Regions from separate parts of the Mus musculus genome. Here regions 1 and 2 are each linked to region 3. The links are chromatin loops, found by intact Hi-C in ENCODE. Cell type or tissue: gastrocnemius. All regions are shown on one strand.

The links. A loop is a pair of places that touch in the nucleus more often than their neighbours do. Peaks named below come from ENCODE experiments on the same cell type or tissue, not always from the same donor. Only the 100,000 strongest peaks of a DNase experiment are listed, where the experiment ranks them.
Region 1: it touches region 3 in a loop (13-fold over the local background); 18 of 42 quality-filtered maps call a loop at or near these places.
Region 2: it touches region 3 in a loop (5-fold over the local background); 3 of 42 quality-filtered maps call a loop at or near these places.

Annotation. Positions count from the first base shown.
Region 1 is chr2:85,557,021-85,565,020 of GRCm38, forward strand. No RefSeq gene overlaps it. Among named protein-coding and RNA genes, the nearest start is that of Olfr996, 18 kb to the right of the region's middle. In gastrocnemius, a CTCF peak has its summit at 4,366 (motif pointing left); a DNase peak (open chromatin) is centred at 4,367.
Region 2 is chr2:84,952,933-84,960,932 of GRCm38, forward strand. Slc43a3 (solute carrier family 43, member 3) reads left to right here. Exons shown (of 13, transcript NM_021398.3): 11 at 2,499-2,685; 12 at 3,340-3,454; 13 at 4,754-5,577. The coding sequence ends at 4,852. Among named protein-coding and RNA genes, the nearest start is that of Slc43a3, 20 kb to the left of the region's middle. In gastrocnemius, a CTCF peak has its summit at 3,543 (motif pointing right); a DNase peak (open chromatin) is centred at 3,557; H3K27ac peaks cover 347 bases.
Region 3 is chr2:85,243,143-85,251,142 of GRCm38, forward strand. Gm13715 (a long non-coding RNA gene) reads left to right here. Exons shown (of 5, transcript XR_374759.2): 5 at 375-536. Among named protein-coding and RNA genes, the nearest start is that of Gm13715, 39 kb to the left of the region's middle. In gastrocnemius, a CTCF peak has its summit at 3,544 (motif pointing left); DNase peaks (open chromatin) are centred at 3,537 and 7,277; H3K27ac peaks cover 2,311 bases.

The DNA of each region.
Region 1 (8,000 bases), 310 kb after region 3:
TTCTGTGTTTGCTAGGCCCCGGCATAGTCTCACAGGAGACAGCTACATCTGGGTCCTTTCGATAAAATCTTGCTACTGTATGCAATGGTGTCAGCGTTTGGATGCTGATTATGGGGTGGATCCCTGGATATGGCAGTCTCTACATGGTCCATCCTTTCATCTCAGCTCCAAACTTTGTCTCTGTAACTCCTTCCAAGGGTGTTTTGTTCCCACTTCTAAGGAGGGGCATAGTGTCCACACTTCAGTCTTCATTTTTCTTGAGTTTCATGTGTTTAGGAAATTGTATCTTATATCTTGGGTATCCTAGATTTTGGGCTAATATCCACTTATCAGTGAGTACATATTGTGTGAGTTCCTTTGTGAATGTGTTACCTCACTCAGGATGATGCCCTCCAGGTCCATCCATTTGGCTAGGAATTTCATAAATTCATTCTTTTTAATAGCTGAGTAGTACTCCATTGTGTAGATGTACCACATTTTCTGTATCCATTCCTCTGTTGAGGGGCATCTGGGTTCTTTCCAGCTTCTGGCTATTATAAATAAGGCTGCTATGAACATAGTGGAGCATGTGTCCTTCTTACCAGTTGGGGCATCTTCTGGATATATGCCCAGGAGAGGTATTGCTGGATCCTCCGGTAGTACTATATCCAATTTTCTGAGGAACCGCCAGACTGATTTCCAGAGTGGTTGTACAAGCCTGCAATCCCACCAACAATGGAGGAGTGTTCCTCTTCCTCCACATCCTCGCCAGCATCTGCTGTCACCTGAATTTTTGATCTTAGCCATTCTGACGGTTGTGAGGTGGAATCTCAGGGTTGTTTTAATTTGCATAAGGATGTTGAACATTTTTTCAGGTGCTTCTCGGCCATTCAGTATTCCTCAGTTGAGAATTCTTTGTTTAGGTCTGAGCCCCATTTTTTTTTAATTTTTTATTAGGTATTTAGCTCATTTACATTTCCAATGCTATACCAAAAGTCCCCCATACCCACCCACCCCCACTCCCCTACCCACCACTCCCCCTTTTTGGCCCTGGCGTTCCCCTGTACTGGGGCATATAAAGTTTGCGTGTCCAATGGGCCTCTCTTTCCAGTGATGGCCGACTAGACCATCTTTTGATACATATGCAGCTAGAGTCAAGAGCTCCGGGGTACTGGTTAGTTCATAATGTTGTTCCACCTATAGGGTTGCAGATCCCTTTAGCTCCTTGGGTACTTTCTCTAGCTCCTCCATTGGGAGCCCTGTGATCCATCCATTAGCTGACTGTGAGCATCCACTTCTGTGTTTGCTAGGCCCCGGCATAGTCTCACAAGAGACAGCTACATCTGGGTCCTTTCGATAAAATCTTGCTAGTGTATGCAATGGTTTCAGCGTTTGTATCTGAATCCCATTTTTTAATGGGGTTATTTGATTTTCTGGAGTCCACCTTCTTGAGTTCTTTATATATATTGGATATTAGTTCTCTATCTGATTTAGGATAGGTAAAGATCCTTTCCCAATCTGTTGGTGGCCTTTTAGTCTTATTGACGGTGTCTTTTTCCTGTCTTTTTTCCACTGGATGATTTTAGCTCTTTTGTCAAAGATCAAGTGACCATAGGTGTGTGGGTTCATCTCTGGGTCTTCAATTCTATTCCATTGGTCTACTTCTCTGTTGCTATACCAATACCATGAAATTTTTATCACAATTGCTCTGTAGTACAGCTTTAGGTTGGGCATGGTGATTCCACCAGAGGTTCTTTTATCCTTGAGAAGAGTTTTTGCTATCCTAGGTGTTTTGTTATTCCAGATGAATCTGGAGATTGGCCTTTCTAATTCATTGAAGAATTGAGTTGGAATTTTGAGGGGATTGCATTGAGTCTGTAGATTGCTTTTGGCAAGATAGCCATTTTTATTATATTGATCCTGCCAATCCATGAGCATGGGGGATCTTTCCATCTTCTGAGATCTTCTTTAATTTCTTTCTTTAGAGACTTGAAGTTCTTTTTTATTTATGTTGGGTAATTTTTTATTATGTATTTTCCTCAATTACATTTCCAAATTATAGTGCTGTCCTGAAAGCTTTACAGTCTACCTTAGTAGCTAAGGGTCGTAGTATTCAGTCTTAACTACGGTTAAGAATCAAAGTAGGCTATTGGTGAAGGACTGGGAGATAATTCTCCTCCTAGTGCCCAAGAGAAAAACATAACTGGGAGAGACAATAGTAGTCAACTTCAGTGTGATGTGCCAGTGTTTATCACTCTCAAATCCAGCCTCAATGGTAAGGGTGGGTATTAATATCAGCTAAGGACCGGAGTAGCCAAGAAGAACTCAGAAACCTTCTGATCCCTCCATAGGGCTAAAAGAGCAACACTGAAATAGGGGAAAGGTAGGAGATGAACATATTTTCCCCATGATTCCTTTAACTGCTTACTCTTTAATTGTCCTCCTTGAATTTGGGGGAAGGACTAGCTGTATGTATAAACATACAAATACTCACAGCAAGCTTATTTCTCTCTCTCTCTCTCTCTCTCTCTCTGTGTGTGTGTGTGTGTGTGTGTGTGTGTATGTGTGTGTGTGTGATGCTGAGGTCACAGTTGGATGTCTTGCCTCGCCACTTTCTATTTTTTGGTGTTTGTCTGTTTGTTTGTTTGCCTTGTGTTTTGACCCAGTGTCTCTCACTGAACCGGGAGCTCAGTGTTTTGCCTACACTGCCCCGCTAGTGACTGCAGGGATCATCCTGAGTCTTCTCACACCTGGAATTGCTCGAATTTTGCTTTTTTACATAGATATGGGGGCCCTGAATTCAGTTCCTTGCTTTTAGCCACTGAACCATTTACCCATCCTACCATTTACAAATATGCTATGATACATCACATCCTGTTGTTTGATATTTTGTGAAACATATAGAAACAGCTGGACTGGTCCCCCTTCCAGAAATTCTTCCACAAGAGCATTCATTAATCACATCATAAAAGATTAACATTCATTAATCACATCATAAAAGAAACCAGAAAACTAACCGATTATAAATATCTCTTGACATAAAACATACTTTTGCTTTAAAGAGCTACTTAAAAATTGAGTGATTGGTAAAATATCTCACAGACACATTCACATTCGAAATGTAACAAGTGGATAAAATCCCACGGTAAGCAATGTTATTTTAAACACAATGTCAGAAACTGACAGACAGCAGGTGAGTCACACAGAAGTTAAAGGAGGAGGCCTGGATAATTTCACAGTAACTTCAAACAGTATCTATGGACCTTTGTGACCATTAGCTGATGATGTTAGAACCTGTTAAGAATCGTGCACACTTATCTAATATAAGTTGGGATCCACTTTATGAGCAAGTACATCTTATATAATTTATATTTAGTTCACTGTGACAACCGGGAACTCTGCCACCAAACAGCCACGTGATCATGGGTTGGGAGAAGTATATGAAAAGTTCACTTCCTTGTTTGTAAAAGTGAGAAGTTAGATTCTATTAACCGTGGCCTGCTCTCTTGTTAAATGTCTTCTATGTCTATGAATAAGTCAATCAACTGAAGATACCTGACTAGGAAGGGACAGGATTTCTGTGAACTTGTTCAGATTAACCACTTTTCCTTCTCTTGACAAAAGGAAAGAGAGTTGTGGCATAAGGATCCATATGTCACATTTGATTGGGAAAAAAATGTGTGACATTTTTAGTTGACATTTTATTTGGCACAGAGCAATATTAGACCAAGTTTACTTCCTTTTGGACTATACTTCACAAACTGACCTTGACATTCATTCTGATATCATCTGACTGTTCTTACGAGTTGGAGAGAGATTACACAAAAATTGCTTCATGCAGACTGTGAAGTAGGTGGGTATTTGCATTTTTTGCAGAGGAAACAAATAAAATATCTAATGCAAATCAGCTGAGTGTCGTCTGAGGTAGCAGCTTGATCATGGAAAGGTAAGTCTCATGACCTATAGGTAACATAAACAGAAATTAAATGGTGACTAAAGGATCTCACAAAAATATTTAGTTTGGAGAACTATAGTCTAGGGCCTAACTAGAGTTTCAGAAACATACTCTAGCTTCTTGTGAGAAATTGGATTCATGGGTGCTGAGATAATATTTTATGATAATATTTTTATGTGCAAATATTATCATGAGATGATATCTCTGCAAACCAACGAACAATGAGTTTGTTGTTATTATGGATATAAAATTTCAACATTTTAGAAATCTTATTTTAAAGATATTAGTAAAATTCATAATCAGGGTATTTATAGTTAGGAAAAAGAGATCTGTGTCATGGTCTGAATATTGGTGATTGAATTTCATGTTTCCGCTGTGATTTGAAGCAGGCAGGCCATTGAGATCTCTTTGTGTGTGGATGCGTTGCCACCTTCTGGTCATTAGTTGTAATTACATAGCAAGCTTTCAAAGGCTGCTGCAAAGGTGGGATTCCCAGTTTGCATTTCTTAGAGCCTGAGATGATGATTCCTTTGAATAATGTGCTCAGGAGGTAAACGGAGGCACAGTACTGAGGAAATGACAAATGGGAAAGGTGATTAATAAAAGTAACTGCTACCACGTAACTGAGGTTTAGTGTCTGTTGACAGCTTGAAACATCTCGGAATAAACCTATTGAAAAAGGAGGGTTGGGATGAATGTACATCAGGTCTCATCAGTCATTCCCTTATGGAAGCACTTGGGGATTGTTAACTACTGGACACTCTAGGACTTCCACGGAGGTGCCAGTGATAACTGTTAAGCAGAAAATGCAAGATTCATCCATCTAAATTCGAAGGGACTGGAACTATCCCCTCTTTTTTTTTTAAATATTTTTTATTATTACGTATTTTCCTCAATTACATTTAGAGTGCTATCCCAAAAGTCCCCCATACCCTCCGCCCCACTTCCCTACCCACCCATTCCCATTTTTTTGGCCCTGGCATTCCCCTGTACTGGGGCATATAAAGTTTGCAAGTCCAATGGGCCTCTCTTTCCAGTGATGGCTGACTAGGCCATCTTTTGATACATATGCTGCTAGAGTCAAGAGCTCCGGGGTACTGGTTAGTTCATAATGTTGTTCCACCTACAGGGTTGCAGATCTCTTTAGCTCCTTGGGTACTTTCTCTGGCTCCTCCATTGGGGGCCCTGTGATCCATCCAATAGCTGACTGTGAGCATCCACTTCTGTGTTTGCTAGGCCCCGGCCTAGTCTCACAAGAGACAGCTATATCAGGGTCCTTTCAGCCAACGCTTGCTAGTGTATGCAATGGTGTCATCGTTTGGAGGCTAGTTATGGGATGGATCCCTGGATATGGCAGTCTCTAGATGGTCCATCCTTTTGTCTCAGCTCCAAACTTTGTCTCTGTAACTCCTTCCATGGGTGATTGTTTCCAATTCTAAGAAGGGGCAAAGTGTCCACACTTTGGTCTTCGTTCTTCTTCAGTTTCATGTAGACATTTCAAGTAATTGTGAGACAGGTTACTTCTATTTCCATCTCTGGATATCAAGCCAACATAGTGACAGTTTCACCGTGGGAAACTGTCCTAATCATTCTGTTATCCCAAATAATGACACTAATGCTATTTATGAGCCATTTTAGCATTTAGTTTGCCAGTGGCTTCTGTACATGTGTCCTGAATCAGAGTGTATTAGGTTCCTGCTCATGTATCTGTTTCTCTTTTGTGTGTGTGTGTGTTGTGTGCGCGTGTGCGTGTGTGCACTCGTTCATGTGCACATGCACATGAGCAAGTGCACTGGGTGTCTCCAACCTTGCTTCACTGTGTTTTGAGAAAATGTCTTTCACTAACACCAAAGCTAGACAGACTGGCTAGCGAGCTGGAGGGATATAGCTGTCTTCCCCTCCACAGTGTTAGGGTTATAGGTGCATGCCACTCTGAGTGCCTTTTTACCTGGATATTGGGGTTCTGAACTCAGATCTTTATGTTTGTGCTGTAGATATTTCACTTTCTAGGCTGTTTACACTAATCCCCTTGCTGTTATCTTCTTGTCTCTGGTCTGAGGTTGTTTTTAGGTGGAATACTATGATGATACTTTACATACTTTGTGAGGTTTCAGATTTAATGACAGCTGAAGGCTGGGAGAGTATGAACCAGGCCTGGCATTTGTGTTAATGCCAATAAAATAAAATGGTTGTTTTCCTATTATGTGTGGTGGCAAATGAAATAAATAAACCTAACACCATGCGCATGGTTAGTTTTCTCATAGGATAAGGCCTTACCATTGTGCCTGGATCACTCTTTTATTGACAAAATAGCTGTTTAGTGTCATCAGTCTCAGAAAATTGATTTGCCTTGAAGAGAATGAGCACCGGAGCATATGTTTATATGAAGCCTCACCCTGCATCTACAGTTACCCCGATAATAGAGTCATTGTGATAGCATTGAGGAGGCTGAGGGCAGAAGCCAGTTGCTGTCACCTGCTTAAGTCATCCTGTCAACCCCATCCCATGATTTCTGCTAAGAGTGATATGGATTGACATTGATTTGAAATTGAAAAGTATATGTGCCTATATAGTTCTAGTCACACACTTCTCATTCAGATTATTTGTCTCTGATCTTTCATAATAGCTTCTTCAAGCTTCTGACCAGAAATTAAGAGCATTTATAATATCTAGAAGTCTGATAATATTTTTTTAGCAAAGTCTTCTTTTTTCTCCATAAGCACAATGCGTTCTTTTAGAAAGCTCACACCATAAAGCTTAGTTCAAAGTATCCTTTGTAAGAGCAGGGTTTTAAATATTCCAGGGCAGGACCATAAATTTGGGCTGACATCATTTTCAAATGAGTATAAAAATGATTTTACCCTACACATCTTAGGAACCAAGGAGATGAGGAGAGAAAGAGATTAATTTTAATCTCACGTTGCGAAGCAATTATGGTAGCAAAACCACTCATAATTCTGAAAAAATTCAAATTTCAAAATTTCAAATGTTCACTAATATTACTGGTGAAGACAGGCAAGAACTCCCAACAAAATACTAGCAAACCAAGCCCCATAGCAAATAAAAAGAATCACTCACTTGGTCAAGTGAGATTTTGACATAAGATATGAAAATACTACAAAATAAATAAGTAGACATGATTCCCCACAACAGTGAAGCAAATGTCAAAACTGCATATAGCAAAATAGAAAAGACATTTGAGGAAATCCAGTGTTGCTTCACAATTTCAAATGTTCAACAGGTTGGGTGTGGAGTAGTTAAATGTCAGGATAACAGAGACCTTGTATGACAAACTCTTAGTATCATAGTCACTGGAGAAAACCTGAAAACATTTCCTCAAATTTTGAAGACCTGGCTGGGACCCATCCTACCTCCTAGAACCTCTCTTGTTGCTCAGTTCCACCAAGACAACATAACATGTGCACACACACACACACACACACACACACACACACACACACACACACACACACACACATTGGTATTGGTGGTTTGAGTATGCTTGGCCCAGGGAGCGGCATTCTTTGAAAGTGTGGCCTTGTTGGAGTAGGTGTGTCAGTGTGGGTGTGGGCTTTAAGACCCTCATCCTAGCTGCCTGGAAGACAGTCTTCTCCTAGTTGCTTTCAGAACAAGAGGTAAAACTTTTATTTCCTCCAGAAAAATGTCTGCCTGGATGCTGCCATGCTTCCTGGCATAATGATAATGGACTAAACCTTTGAACTTGTAAGCAAGCGCCAATTAAATGTTGATCTTTGTAAGAGTTGCCATGGTCATGCTGTGTCTTCACAGCAGTAAAACCCTAAGACAGTAAGTTGGTACCAAAAGGAGGGCATTGCTGTGATAGGTCTGACCATGCTTTTGATTGGAAGAATGTGGGTTTGGGGACGTTGGATTTGGAGTGCAGTGGGATGCTTTAAGAGGAGCTTAGTGGGCTATCCTAGTAGGAATATGGAAGATTGTTGCTGAGGGTGATTTGAAATGGGGAAGCCTGCCTATAGAGGTTTCAGGGGAGAAGAATTTTAGCATGTGTCTGAGAAGCTGTTCTTATAACATTTTGGTGAAGAAT
Region 2 (8,000 bases), 290 kb before region 3:
CCCACCAGAGACAAGTGGGATTGCTGTCTTTAGAGTCCAGCTGTGTACACACTGAAGCTCAATGGTCTCGTTTTGTGTCTGAGTTTTTATAACTTTATGGGTTTTATTTAAAAAAAACCAAACACTTTGCCTTTGAGAATTTCATACGTGTATACCGTGAGGATCTTACTTGATCCTTCCCTCCCCTCCCCTCCCCTGCCCTCCCCTCCCCTGCCCTTCCCTCTCCTCCCCTGCCCTGCCCTCCCCTCCCCTCCCCTTCTTTTTGAGGGAGATTGTTTGAAAACACATTTAAGCCCTACAATCTATCTGACGTGCTCGCATCCTGCTCTGCCTTCCTCTTCAGTGCTGGGGGCTGGAGATGGGGCTCAGGGCTCTCGTGTACTCTGCAAATGTTCTTCCTCTCAACTGCAATCTGGTCTCCACTGTGTGTGTGTGTGTGTGTGTGTGTGTGTTTAAATTGGCTCTCACTATATATCCCTAGCTGACCTAGAACTCATTATGATCCGGCTGGCTTTGAACTCACTTTGAACAGAACTTTGAGTTCTGTTTGCTCAGTGCTGAGGTTAAAGGCATATAAGGCATATGCTACTGCGAGGGTGAGTGGGTGCATGTTGGGGTGTGCTGGCAAAGTTCAGAGGATAACTTGCGGGGCTCAGTTTTCTCCTACTGTGTGGATCCCAGCAATGGAACATGGGTTGCCGGGGTGGTGACCGGCACCTTTACCTGCTGAGCCATCTCACTGGCCCTCACCATTCTTCTTCAGGCTTGCATCGACCCATCTTTGGCCACTAGAAACTTTACCAGTCTAAAATATGGGACCCTTAGGCACGGCTCAACTTTAGTCAGTGCCCTTGCTGTCTAGTGCTGTGAAAGGTTTGGGTCTGTCTAACTGGACATGTCTCCTGGACCACACTTGAAATTGGCCATTTCTCCAACCAGTATTGGCTATCTAGTGGGAAACAATATTTAGAATCTTCAGGTTAGGTGTTGCACTGGCTAGTTTTGTGTCAACTTGACACAGGCTGGAGTTATCACTGAGAAAGGAGCTTCAGTTGAGGAAATGCCTCCATTAGATCCAGCTGTAAGGCATTTTCTCAATTAGTGATCAAGGGGGAAAGGCCCCTTGTGAGTGGTATCATCTCTGGGCTGGTAGTCTTGGTTCTATAAGAGAGCAGGCTGAGCAAGCCAGGGGAAGCAAGCCAGTAAGAAGCATCCCTCCATGGCTTCTGCATCAGCTCCTGCTCCCTGACCTGCTTGAGTTCCAGTCCTGACTTCCTTGGTGATGAACAGCAGTATGGAAGTGTAAGCCGAATAAACCCTTTCCTCCCCAACTGCTTCTTGGTCATGATGTTTGTGCAGGAATAGAAACCCTGACTAAGACAGGTGTCCTCTCTCCTTGTATGCTGATCCTTTTTTAAATTAATTTTTAAAGTTCTCATGGTGGGTGGTGGACTTCATTACGACATTTCTTATTTTCAATATTTATGACAATGGCATTGTATACATATACAATGGCATTGTGTGTGTTCAGTATGTACCATTCTTATTCATCTCTCTCTCCTGCTGCCCCCCTGCGCCCACTGCCAACCTCCTGCTGGTCTTCATCCTCCCCAGATAGTCTCCCTTCCTGCCTGCATGTCACCCTCTCGCATAGGGGTTATTTCTGCACTCCCACCATCTCCTTTCTTATACTTCAGTGACCTCACGTGCATACTCACATATATGTGCACATGCTGCCCACATGCACATGAGTCCAACTAGACACAGTTATGTTCATTGGTCTCGTTTTTTTGTTTGTTTGTTTGTTTCTGATATTTTGGGATTGCTTCGCTTGCTTGTTTCCTCTTTGAATTTTGTTGAAAACACTCACAGGTTAAGCAGTTACATTTCCTGAAAACCAAAACAGGGTGACGTACAGTTCCTCCTCTGCTAGTTGCTTTCCTTTCTTTCCTCCTTTCTTTATGGTCTTTAAAATACAGCAATCACCTATGTAAACATATATATGTGCCCCTTGCTTAGATCAAATGCAGAGCTTCATTCACACGGTTGTGCAGTTGTCTTTTCTATGACCCTCTCTTTATTCTGGGACCCTCCTCACCCCAATGACTGCTGCCCAGCTCTCTCCTATGTGGCTGGCTTGTACTTGGTGCCATGTGCCTCTGTTGGCGACAGTTTGGGTTGCTTTAGTCCCTTGCTATTACCAGTTCTGTATAAACAATCATTATCAACACCATCATCATCCCTGGTTCTGGGTTGCAGGGGGCAACGGTGGGCGTGGAGCCTGTTCACAGGCCACTGTAACTCTGAGTGAGTTAGGAAGCCCTGTGGAACTGAGACGATCAGACACATCTGACTGACATGTAGGAGGACAGTTATTAACTCTGAGGAGTTGGTGTTGAGATATGACCTGGTTCTCTTTGGTTCATTCTGGTCTTTCTTGGAGTTTCCTGCTCTCCTTTGGGTACAATTACAGGCACCCCTATTTCCTTTTGAACCAGGTTCCTCGTCTGAGGCTGTGGCTCTCTGCTCCATGGTGCCTTCACTGGCTCTGACGTCTCTGCTGTCCCTGGGCTTTGCCCTGTGTGCCTCCATTCCTGTCATGCAGCTACAGTACGCCACCTTCATCCTGCAAGTGGTCAGCCGCTCCTTCCTGTATGGATGCAATGCTGCCTTCCTCACGCTGGCGTAAGTGAGCTTAGGGAGAAGGAGAGTTGGCTGGCCATGAAGAAATTGTGGGGTGGGGTGGGCCTGAAGGTGAGGGTGCGTTTAGAAGGGACCGTGGCTGAGTATGGATACAGGTGGGAAGGAGGGAGCATTAACATGGAGGTGAGGGTGTGTGTAGAAGGAGTCGAGGCTGGATATGGATACAGGTGGGAAGGATGGAACATTCACACAGCAGAGTCTCTGTGTCCAGGGAGAATCTCTGTCTACTCGGTGAACTCTTATTTCCCTCCACTACCCACCTCTGTTTTAACTCTCCCAGAGAAGAGGTAGAAAGGTATTTTCCCATCTTTGTGTCCTTGGCACTCCATTCTTGCTTCTTTTGATAATGCCAGCATCTGTCTTTTCCCTAAGACCTTCTTAGCCTTAGCTTAGCCTGGGCCTGAGTCCCTTCTGTTCCCGTAGGGCTCAAGTTACTACTTGCTCTGTGTCTTGGGGTTAGAACTGAATAGAGTGGGAGAAGAAAGGGCTTGCATGGATGGGTGAAGGGCAGGTCTAGGACAGGGGAGTCGGCTGACAAATGTTCTCAAGCATCAGGCCCCTGCTTGGAGTGGGAGAAGTTGTGTGTGTGTGTGGGGGGGGAATCTGTAAAATTCACTGCAACCTTTCTCTACCTAGATTTCCCTCAGAGCATTTTGGAAAGCTCTTTGGGCTGGTGATGGCCTTGTCAGCTATTGTGTCTCTGCTACAGTTCCCCCTGTTCAAAGTCTCCCCTGAGAGCAACGCTGTGTATGTGAGTACCATGCAGGGTCCATTTCTGGCCAGCCTGTGTGTAGGCCCCTTGACTAGAAAGGTTACCCAGGCTGGACCTATTGCACAGGGCCCCAGCAGGGGGCGCTCTAAGCTGGCTCAGGAGGCCTGGATGTGTTAGAGGCTTCAGTAGTGCAAAAAGGAACTATTTAGGGTTTCACTTCTCAAACTAGGGTCACAGGCAGAGACCTGGCTCAAGCTGGGGCTTCCTAAGGTCGCAGGATTGACACGCTACCACGTCTCAGAAAGCCTGGAGAGAAGAGTTTGTGAGTATGGACAAATATGTGTTACTCCAGAATAGGATGCAAAATCCTCTCAGAATTTCAAAGCCAAAGAGTTTTCTACCTGTAGGCTAACCCTGACTTCTACCTGAGACTGTGGCATATACGACATTTGTCCGAGGTCTCTGCACGCGGGAGTCAGTGTTCTGATTACTGATGAACCTGCCTGCCTCATTAAAAAGAGATCGTCAGGGTGGAGAGATGGCTCAGTGGGTAAGGGCGCTTGCTAGGGTCCTAGGACCCATGGTGGAAGGAAAGACTTAACTGTTACAAGTTGTCCTCTGACCTCCGCATGTGCTCCATGACACTTGAACACACACACACACACACACACACACACACACACACACACATACACACATAGATACATACACACAGATACACAAACACAGATGTACATACACACACACACACACACACACACACACACACACAAATAAATGTAGTAATTCTTTTAAAGCTCAAAGCATAGAGTAAGTATATAAGTCTGTCACTAGAAGAAACAAGACTATGCTTAGGGCATCAGGAGCCCTAACTCAACATCTAGATGTAGTCTAACTGATGCCTCTCCAGCTTCACACGGGACCTGGGAAAGCTCACTAGTGCCCTCTAGGCCATTGCTTCCTCACCCTTGAAATGGGTTTAATAGAGGCTGGCATGTGGCTTATTGGTAGAGGGCTTGCTTAGCATGCACAGGACCCTGAGTTCAATCGTGAGCACTGACTAAGTCATGCATGGTGGTACATCCTATAATTCCTGTACTTGGGAGATGGATTAGACTTTCAAGGTCAGCCTGAGCCTGTCTTAAGAAAGAAAGAAAGAAAGAAAGAAAGAAAGAAAGAAAGAAAGAAAGAAGCCATGAAAATAAACCTAAAGTCCTTCAGGTCACCTTAATGTCTAGGTAGAAAATAGGCCATAGACCAAGTAGGACTTTGGTCCTTCTGTTGGTGATGGGAGTAACTCAGAGTTGCTGGAGTGGCCCCTCTTTCCTGTTTCCCCAGGTATCGATGGGGCTTGCCATTTTCCTGACATTGGTCCATCCCTTCCTGGTGTACCGTGAGTGCCGTGCTGAGAAGACAAAATCGTCTGTGGATGCCTAGTCCACTCTCTAGCCTCGATGATGCCTTTTCTGTTCATTACTCGACTTTGATGATCCAGTATCTACAAAGACTGCCTCCCCAGGAGAACTGTAATCGGCAGTCATAGTTTTTCTTAAACCACTGCCACCACAAGAAACAAACCAACAAAAACCAAAAAAACAGAAACAAAAAACAAGGCACTCAAATGTCACCTAGGACTTTTGATTTCCAAGATGAGTGGAAATTTCAGTGGCCAAGCAGCCTTCACACCAACCCAAAGCAAAGATTTAGATGAGTTTTTAGTTACTCCCTGCACAGGGCCACAGCAGAGCTCATTGCAAGGGACAGGGAGATATGTCACAGAGTCATGCTACCCCAAAGGACTTGGGATCCAACTGACTGGCTAGCCAGAAAGATTTTGGACAACACTTTGTATCTTGCCTGTGAGCAATGTCTCCTCTTCAGGAAAAGGGCTATTCATTGACTTAGGGCAGCTTTTATATATAATTAGCTTGGGGTTGGAGAGATGGCTTAACTCTTAAGAGCACTGGCTGCTCTTCCAGAGGACCTGGTTTGATTTTTAGCACCCACATAGTGGCTCACAAACTGTAACTGCAGTCCCTCCATGGATACTGCATGCTTGTGCACAGACATATATGCAGACAAAACATCCATACACATTAAACAAATATAATTTCTCTAGGGAATACTTTTATACAATAATAAAGCCTCTATGTTTAAGGCAACTACTGCTTCTACCTCTTTGTGTTTGTATGAGCATGTGCTTGTACAAGTGCACAAGTGTCCTCGTGGGGACTGGGTGCAAGGTGGAGGTGGAGGGATCTGGCTGTACATTGTAGCATGGCAGCCTGACACAGAATGGGGGCACAGGGGTGGGTCAAGCTTCTGGGTCCTTGGATGTGAACTCTGAGTCCCTCCCCTTTCTATACCCTTCAACCTCAGTCAATACCCTGTTTGCCTGACTCATGGCACTAGTTGTATCCAGATGGTCCGAATATAAGTCTCCGTTCCATCAGCAGCTCCTGGGAAAGCCCCATAACTACCGAGTCATAGATCTCTCACTTGCAAGAGATAGTTTCACTCCTGACCCCGAGGGTGACCTCGAGAAGAAAGATAGGTGTGTGTGTGTGAGTACCACTTCTTTATTAACCCAGGACCAGATGTGAGAAGAGCAAGTCGGGAGATGGAGGTGGGCAAGATTGGAAAGTCCAGAACATTCCTGTTTTTTTTTTTTTTTTTTTAATTTTTTAATTTATTCTACCCAGCAAAAAAGGGAAGCTGTAAAAAGGTAACGGGAAGAGAGGGTCAGCTGATAGATTTATTTATCTCTCCATCTAGCCACTCAGCAACGGTTTGCTGTACCTTTACAAGGCATCAGGCGCTGTCTTGGGTGCTGGGGATGTAGGTCGGGATGAACAGACACATGGCTTTTCTTTCTTCCGGTGGGGTGCTGAAAGAATTGTCCAAAGGAGTCTAGGTACCTGGATCTGAAGATGGATACCAGAGTTCAAAGGCATGGTTTTGGCCTTGTTACTCTTCTCAGAAGCATCTAGAGGAGTGGCTTTCAACCTTCCTATATGCTGTGACTCCTTAATATAGTTCCTCATGTTGTGGTGACCCCCTACCTTACAATTATTCTTTTGCTACTTCATAAATATAATTTCACTACTGTTGTGGATTATAATGTAGATATCTGGTATGCAGGATATCTGATATGTGACCCCAAAAGGATTGTGACCTACAGGCTTCAGCCTGTCCTTCAAGGCTCCTTGCAATATGACCCCTCAATCTTGCCTCCTCCCCTTCCATCCTTAGGGAAGCACAGCCCATTCTGTGGACCAAGGGCCCTGGTCTCTGCCTTTGTTTGCTGATTTCTCTGTGTAGGCAGTCAATTTTCTCTGCTTGGTAACCCACTGTGTTCAAACTAAAAGAAAATTCTTCCTTGGGCTTTCCAGCAGCAGGGAGTCGTAACACTTGGTCACACCTTCCTTGGTGACCAACATCAGACTGCTTGACTTGGGCAACAAAACTTTGGCTTGCTGTGTACAGACTGTTAGTTAAAGATTATAGAGCATCTTCCTTAGGGTTAGTTACCGTTGCTATGATGAAACACTGTGACCAAAAGCAAGTTGAAGAGAAAAGGATCTATTTGGCTCACATTTCTACATAATAGCCCATCATTGAAGGACAGGAACTCAAATGGGGCAGGAATCTGGAGGCAGAAGCTGATGCAGAGGCCATGGAGGGATGTTACTTACTGGCTTGCTCTTCACGGCTTGCTCAGCCTCCTTTCTTATAGAACCAAGGACCACCAGCCCAGGGGTGGCACCACCCACAATAGGCAAGGAGGCTCTCTTCCATCAATCACTAACGAAGAAAATGCCCTTTACCTGGATCTTATGGAAGAATTTGAGATTCCCTCCCTTCAGTTGGTTAGACTGTGTCAAGCCAATGTAAAACCAGTCAGCATGTAGAGCGAATGGCCATTGGATGAATGATTTTCCCTTGTTCCAGCCTCATTGCCAATTGGAAGGAAAGAGGAATAGCAGGTAGGAAGGTTTAAGGTGAAATGGGGTGCACTGGGAACTTCAGCTCTGTCACTTGTCTGTATGGCCTTGGATGGCAACTTCACTCCCACATCTCATGTCTTTCGTTGTTAATATGGGAGAAAGAGACTTGTCTCCCTGGGTTGTTGCTAGGGATAAGAATTAGGTCAAATACATGGCCCATAGAAGCTCCTGACAAGCACAGCTAATGTTACAGACAACATGCTAAAGCTCTAAAGACATCTAAGGTCTATCAATGGGGAGTGGGCAATCAAAACATACTCATAAAATGGAATATTACTTGGTAATAAAAACCAACAAAATAATAACATTCCATAATGTGGAGGAACTTGAAAGATTATGCTAATCGTGAGAAAGCCCATGAGAGAGACTATGAGTAATATAATTGATCCACATTTGCATATTAATGTCCTGAATATGCAAATCCATGGAGGCAGAAAGCCTACTAATAGTTGTCTGTGCATTGGTGGGCAGGGCATTGGTAGTGCCTGGGCACGATAGCGTTTAAAGATCATTAGAGCAAAACCAGGTGTGGTGGTACACATATTTAATCCTAGCACTCGGGAGGCAGAGGTAGACAG
Region 3 (8,000 bases):
AAAGTTTATAATTAGTTTTTAGTCAAACTTGGATAACCATTTCCCTGTCATCTCAGCTGTAATGAAGGGAGATCAGCAAGCCTCACTGGGAGTCCCAAGACATAAGGTCTTATGCTTCTTGTTGACTTTCAGAAGATCATGGGCTTGGTCTCATTGTCCTTTGACCTTGATCCCTTTCCTAAGAGTGGCTGACTTAGGTGAATGTCTCCTAAATATCTGGCTGTATCTAAGAGGAAGCTCTTTAGTACTAGAGTAATTCACGGCCTGAATATCCTGCTAGCTAGGCCTCCTGGTTGGTTGGTGTTGGAGCTGGGTTCACAGGGTGCTAACACCATACTGGCTAAGCTGGCTTTTGTATTGCTGTCTTCCCACAGATATGGCCTCTGAGATGGTGCAGCTGCAGGAGAGGTTCCTCTTGATCACTGTGCTGACTGACAGAAGGTTGAGATGATCCATGATGCCTCTGCTGGGCTATAAACACGGTTCCTTGAAGTACATGATTGTGTTTGGAAATAAAGCTTTCTGATGCAAATTAAGAGGAAGTCATGCTGGGTCATTTTGGACTCTAATGGTCAGTGCTTTTATAAGAAGAGGGGAGTTTGGCTAGAGCACAGAGGGAAGATGACTGAAGACATAGGGTGAGGGAAAAGGATGTGGGATGGAGGTGATGAACTTACCAAGTACTGTGAGGATTACCTGTAGCCATATTAGCTAAGAGACAAGGAAGGAATCTCCCTTTTAGTGGCCTTAAGACAGAGCACCAACCTACGAACCCATGGCCTTCATATTGTAAGAGCATATAGAGTGGTGAGACAATAAATTTCTAAAATTTAAAACCATCCAGTGTATGGCCCCATTCTATGTATACTGTATAGCAACTGTAAGACATGAATACAACATCACATAACTCTCTGAACTTTTAAACTCCAGAATATTATGTGCTCTTAAAAATAATTTTCAGCTCTTTATTGGGCTTCTTAATTTGCTGAGTCATTGTTATCATTTTTTTCTTAATTCTTTAGCATTGTTTCTTGCAGGCCTTTGAATATACTTCTTTATTTGAATAACTTTGGCCATTAAATCCAGCAATTGCATCTAGTCAGAGGTCTTGCCTATGCAATTATTTCTGTCCTGGGTATAGATCATTCCTTCTCCTTCTTCCTTCCCTACCTCTTCTTTTTCCTTCCTTCTTTCCACCTCCTTATTTCTTTATATTGTATTTTCTTTTTGCTTTTTAAAAAGACTTATTTATTTTATGTATATGAGTATACTGCAGATGTTTTCACACACACCAGAAGAGGGCTTCAAATTCCATTACAGATGGTGGGGAGACAACTTGTGGCTGCTGGGAATTTGAACTCAGGGCCTCTGGAAGAACAGTCAGTGCTCTTAACTGCTGAGCCATCTCTCCAGCCTTATATATTTTCTTTTGAGGCAGGGTCTTCTGTATCCCAGAATGGCCTCAAACTCTCTATAAAGTCAAATATTAACTCCACCTCCTGCTTCCACCTCCCAAGTTCTGATAATACAGGCAAGCCTCTCCTAGTCTGACTTATGGTTTGCACAGTGCTAGAAACTGTACTGTATTCAAGAATGATACACACTGTACTAATTGAGCTCCATGTCTAGTCTGTGCTTTCCTATTTTTTCATGCTTCATAATTTCTTATGGTTGAGACTTGCATGATTTAGGTCATGTACTGGGTGACTTACGTGCTAGATTTTGATCTCTATCCAATTTTGTTGCTGCTGTTTGTTTGTTTAGTCACTGATCTGGACTCAGCCTGTGGGTACTATTCCCTGGTGGTATATGGCTGCTGACATGTCTCTCTGGTCGTTAAATGTCTTGTTTTATTTAAACTTGGCTCCTCTACTTCTTCCAAGTTCAGTGGTCAGCCAGTGTGTGGTCATGAGTGTTGTTGTTTCCTGCTGCCACATTTTATTATCAGATGCACAGAGGTGTATTATTTACAATATGTTAGAAGGTATGGGTCACATGGCTAAAATCATGGCATCACCAAGGGTGTGTTCTTTGGAGGCCCCACTGTAAGAATTCATGTCCTTGATCTTCCAGTTTACATGGGAGCTCTTGCCCTCTATAATACTGGCCTGCTTCCCCCAACTTAACATTCAGCAGAGAAGGTCAAATCCTTCTCCTAGCATCTCTCCTTGACTCAGCTCAAAGCATTCTGTTCATTTAGGGAATCGTGTAATTAGATCAAGCCTGCCTAGATGAACTATCTCCTCTCCCTTTCAAGGCACTTAACTTTAATCACATCTGCAAAGCCCCTTTGCCATGGCAACATAGTCACATGTGCTAGGGTTAAGATCTGGATGTCTCCGTGACGAGGGTAGGTGGGGAGAACATTTCTTTGGTGACCACCTATCTCAGGACAGTAAGGCTCCTACACAGTTCTCTTAGCTCTGTGACTGCTATCCAAATTTAGGCAGTTTCAAGTCTTGTATCTTCTCTGTGAGTGTTTCAGTGTCCTGGCTTACCAAGGGTATGTGAAAGTTTTGTCAAGCACCTTTAAGACACTTTCATCTCTTGGTTTATTATAGGTAATAATATGATTTTATTAACTTCCTGATTAGTCCTTCAGTCTGTCGCTTACCTCAGTCAGCATTGCAATTTCAGGTTAGCAGAACTGTTGCTTTCCTGTGTTTACATGCCTTTGTGGTTGTTCATGTTACTGTAGATGCATGCACTAAAAAATTCCATCCCTGAGCTAACTGAGTCACCTTCAGCAGCGAAGTTGCTGGTACTCGTGTGCATTCTCACTGGGGTAGAGCCACGTGCCTGCCCAGGCTGAATGAGTCCAGGAGGTGATGAAATCAGTTCCCAGCCCCAAGCTCAAGCACCACAAACTCACACAGTTCTTTTCTAACCTTTACTAGTTATTCTACTTGTTGTGTATAGTTGGTTGGTTTCCAGAGCTCTTAAATGGTTGTTTTTGACAACTCTGTTTTTCGTATTTATGAATCCTCTGGAGAGGATTTATTGTCCTTTCCGTCTGCCTTCAGGAAGCCTACTCTTTATAAGGTTTGGTCCACTTGTGTTTAAAATGATTAGTGATTCTGTTGAGGCTGCGTTTGGGCCCTATAAGCAGATCATTAGCATAGATGATAGGGGGTAGAAGTGTCTGAAGGTTTTCTGAAATAGGCTGTTTCAGGTGTAGGGCAGTACTATCATGGAGAAAAGGGATGCCTAGTATCCCAGGCATAAAGGAGAGCAGAGTAAGTGAGTACAGGTGAAGGTGGGTATTAAGTGTTTTAAGGGCCAGCCCAAGGATATAAACAAGAATTTTCTTAGAGTGTTGCTTGTTCAGGCAGTTTTTATGAGATTGGGAGGACTGGATTGATGAATTAGGTTACTCTCTAGGGGCAGCCTCTCACACAACAAACATTTCTGTTAATACGTTGCAAGCTCTTCTCCTGTTTTTGCTATCTGGGTCTATTTTCCTCATTTGTTCCCATCCTCTGGTTCTAGGTGGCTTGGCTGAGCGTTTGATCGTGGGCCCACACTGCCCCCTTGTGCTCAGGTTGTGCATAGCACTGGCATATTTGCTTCCCCACTGGTGGAGGGGAGAGCTCAGAGAACTGGGCTCTGAAGCACGGTTCTTATCACTGTGTTAGGTCTTTTCTTCATGTGGCCAGGCTGACTCCATAATGGTGAACACTCACAGTATTCAACAAATAGAGACACACTGAGGACCTGATTCCAGCAGCCTCATGGACTGCAGGCAAGGGATGGAGACTTCTGCCTACACAGCTGGGTACCTTGACTCCATACATGGTACCCCAGTCCTTAAATTGATTATTATTATTTACTAAGGATCTTCTAAAAATTGTCTGTCTTCCTTTGTAACTTTGATGAGAGTTTTGAATTCATTTCTGAGTTCTTGGAAGTATTTACCATAGGATGATCAGACCTATGAAGATGAGTTTGATATTGTCTCTAGCTTGTAGAAGCTGTCTCTAATGTTCGCAACTCCGGATGCTGGAGACATAGTCCAACCACTATTTTGGAAATGCTGTACACTGACTATGCCCCTCGTCCTTTATGGTCCATCTAGATGTGGTTATGACTGGTTTTCCAGTTCCTGTTCCTGGAATTTTCCCTGTATCCATCCACTGATTTAGCTGGAAAGCACCCCAAACCTCTGTACTCTTTTCCTGTTCCTGGAAAATGCTTTTTCCCTCTCATGTATGTATGTATGCATGCATGTATTTAACTTAGTGTGTGTGGAAAGGTTGGGGCACATCTTTTGGTGTATGTATAGAAGCTAGGACAATTTGCATGAATCATTTCTCTTCTTCTACCAAGGGGTCCCACAGATAGAGCTAAGGTCATTAGGACTGGCAGAATTGGCATAGCATTTTTACCAAAAGAACTTCGTATGTAGCCAGTCCTGGAAAAAAAAATGTTCCCTGTTACTTTGTTCTGGTACATGTCAATACTTCTTGAGAGCTCCTACAATTATTTCTGCAAACCTTCCCCAGGCCTGCCTTGTTCCCATGACATGTGCATATTGTTTTGCTCCTGTTAGTGTCTCTAGCACCTCACTGTGGTTTGTCATACTGTAGACTCTCAGGGATTTGTTTGTGGGCAAAGTACTAAGCATCCCAGGTCTATGATTTGGAAGTGGCTAAGATGAGAGCTGGAAAGTGAGTGGAAGAGGCGGGACTTTAGAGACAGAGAATCAGCAAATCAACAGCTTTATGAAACATCTTAAAGCCTGCATGCACTTCCTGGCTCTCACCTATACAGAGGAATACAGTCTTGCTCCCACTCCCTCTTTTTGACTAACAGGATGTTTTCCTCCTGCTTGGGCTCTCCTCCTTAGTTCATGCCCACTCCTATTCTCAGCCTGGGGTTGACGTTGGAAGTCAGTGTCATGGATCATGGTGAGTCCCCGAGTATTATCTTCTTGGGGTTCAAATACTTCAGGTTCAGATCCAAGACCCACAATTTATTTTTGGTTCAAATTCTTAGACAAACATATTCACCTCTTGGGGCCTCAGTTGCCTTGATTTTAAATCAACATAGTAATTTTTTTTCTCTTTGTCCTTGGTCTGCTTGTGTGAAAATCACATCTGATAGTCAATAGAAAGAGCTTCGTGGTAATGTTGTAGGTTACCATTATCATGCTAACAGGTAAAATCAAATGCATGGCATATTGCTATTGTTCTCTGCATGCTTTCAGGAAAACTGAGACTTAAAAAAGGATAGACTCAATGGATTGGAGAAATATCACATTGGTTAATGTGCTGAATCAACCATAGTCAGGACTTCTCAAACCATACATAAGCAGGGTGGGCTAGTTTCTGAATCCATAGCTTTTATTATTTTTTTTCTAGTTTCTTGCATCCTATGTCACCCTGAAGCCTGTGTAGCATAAAAGTTAAAATTCTGAGGTTCAGGGATTTGAGAGATGTCTCAATGGTTTAAGTGCTTGCCATGCAAGCACGAGAAGTCGAGTTCAGCTCCCCACAACTCACGCAAATGCTACGAGGGCAAGGAGGCCCACCATCTTGGGAAAGAGAACAGGGATCCCAGAATAAGCTGGATACTGGGCCTCACCCACTAGGCATATCGACTAGCTCTGTGTTTGATTAACAGGTCTTGCGTCAGTGAATAAGATGGAAGAGTAATTGAGGATGATTCTGGATGTCAGTCATGGACTTCCATGTGTACGAGACACACACATGTATGCCCACATATAGACAAACGCACACAGACATGAAAATGGAAGAAGGAAAAAGGAAAGCATGAGGTTTAGAGTCAAATAAGAGTTGCTTAAGCAGTAGCTTAGTCTCACTGTGCCTCAATGTCATTTTGTTAAAATGGGAATGATGATAATACTGTGCTTATCTAACGAGCATGCTGCCACTCAATGCAGCAGCCTTGGGAGGCACTCTGAGCAGGGGCTGGTGTACAGTAAATGTCAGCTTTGATCAGATACTCTCGCTTCCTGCTCGTAAGGGTTGGTTGTTTTGCTTTCAAATAAGATAATGAGGGCTAAGTAATGACCTGGTAGAAGGTGAGATAATACATCTAATGAAAAATTGGCTGGGAACCAAGGACAGAAAGGAACTCAGTAGCTCCCAGTCCAGTTCACTCATTTTAAAAAGCGGGAAGGAAATATTTTCCCAAAGTTACATAACAAATCCAGTTCAATGTATTGACTTTTTTCTTAAAAAAAAAAAGCCTATTATATCCCAAGCATTATTCACATTTCTGTGGATAAGTGGGTGAATGAGAAATAGCTTTTGCTTATGCAGGAGATTTTCCAAAGTGTAACAGATGCAAACTGAAGTTATCACGGCTAGAATTTAATCTAGAAACCCCTGGGTTGAATAAAATAAAGAAGCAGACTTTTTTTGTGGTGTTGAGATTTGCACCCAGACCTTTGTTCATGGTAGGCAAACACCTGTGGCTGAGGATGCTCACTGAGCTACATCCTCAGCCTAAAGAAGCATTTCGGTCCTGTGCTTTGCTCTACTTAAGAGGGAGGTTTGCTTGCATAGTGAGAGGAGGCTTCTCTTTCCTTGTAGTTCATCTTATAGTTTGTATTTTGTGGCATATTCAATAAAAATATGAGCATGGTTTTAAGTTCATAGACTACTTAGGGGCCAGTAGACACATGGAAATGGATTAGTAAGAAGTTCACCTGAGACGAGGCAGAGATGGAATACAGACTGGTGATCAGATGGACATCCATATGAACGCACACATACATATATGCCCGCACATAGACAAACACACAGACATGTCAGACCTCTTCTTGCTATCCAGTATTTTTATGCAGATGAAATGGGTTTTCAAGGAGTATTGAGATACTGATTTAACCAATGCCTAAGGGCACAGAATAATAACCAGATTGAGGGAGCTAACGAAAGTTTAGTCATGAGCGCTGCCTGCCCAGCTGGCTTTCACTTATTATACTGACTGTCTCAGCTCATGCCATTCTTGCACCAACCCTTTGAGGCAGGTAATATTGCCCTCCTCCATTCCCCCTGTGAGAAAACAGGCATGGACAGTTCAAAAATTGTCCAAAGGCCATTTAGCAAGTAAACAGAGGAGGTAAACTTTGAATCTGAGCAACAGGATCCTGTCTGGGCTTGGGGCCATAGCTAGGCTGGCGTTGGATGTGACGTGTATCTGTTTTTGCCTGTATCTTGTGTACCGGCAAAGACCTTACTACTCAGGAAGCTGGGCTTTGATCTGATGTTGCTGTCCCAGGGGGATGGGGGGATCGCACTTGGCACTCACAGGGCGGCTGTTTGCAGGGGCCGCCATGTGTGGGGGTTGCCATGGCTGCCTCCTCACTGAGGGTTTGCTCAGGTACTACCTTCTTTCTGTTAGCAGCATCCCTATGCTCCCGTCACTATTTCTACCACCTTGGGTGCTTCCCGTGTTGTGCCTCATTTCTAAGATTCTGACATAGGTCTGACATGTTACCTAGACTAACCACAATTGTTTGGCAGGGGGCAACTCTTATTCTTATGGACAGATTTCTCACCCCAGAGCTTGGCTCAGTTATGATGGTCAAGTGAAAAAATATGAGTGAACACAACATCACCCATCAGTGCTGGCAACCTTTCAGATGTCAATATTATATATATAGGATTGTTATTGTTCAGTGAATGTATCTGTGTTCCCATCGTTCCCACATGTGTGAACAGTTTTTTTTTTTTCTCACCTCTTTTGTGATAGTTATGGACCTGTAAGCTGCACTGGGAATGAAAGGTGAATTGGAGGATTGTGAGTGTGACATCACATGCCACACAAATTCTCTGTCATGATGCTGACAGAATGCCAGACAGTGACTCCACCCCCACCCCCAGCCTTGGCCTGGTTGTCTCCCACTGTCCTGGCCTTAGCACAGGTGGGAAGTTTGTTTCTACAGTGCAATCTCCCTTATTCTGACTGATAACTACTGAGAGGGTCCTATGTGATGGTCTTGAAAAATAGAACATCACTCTGGTCAAGGGGTA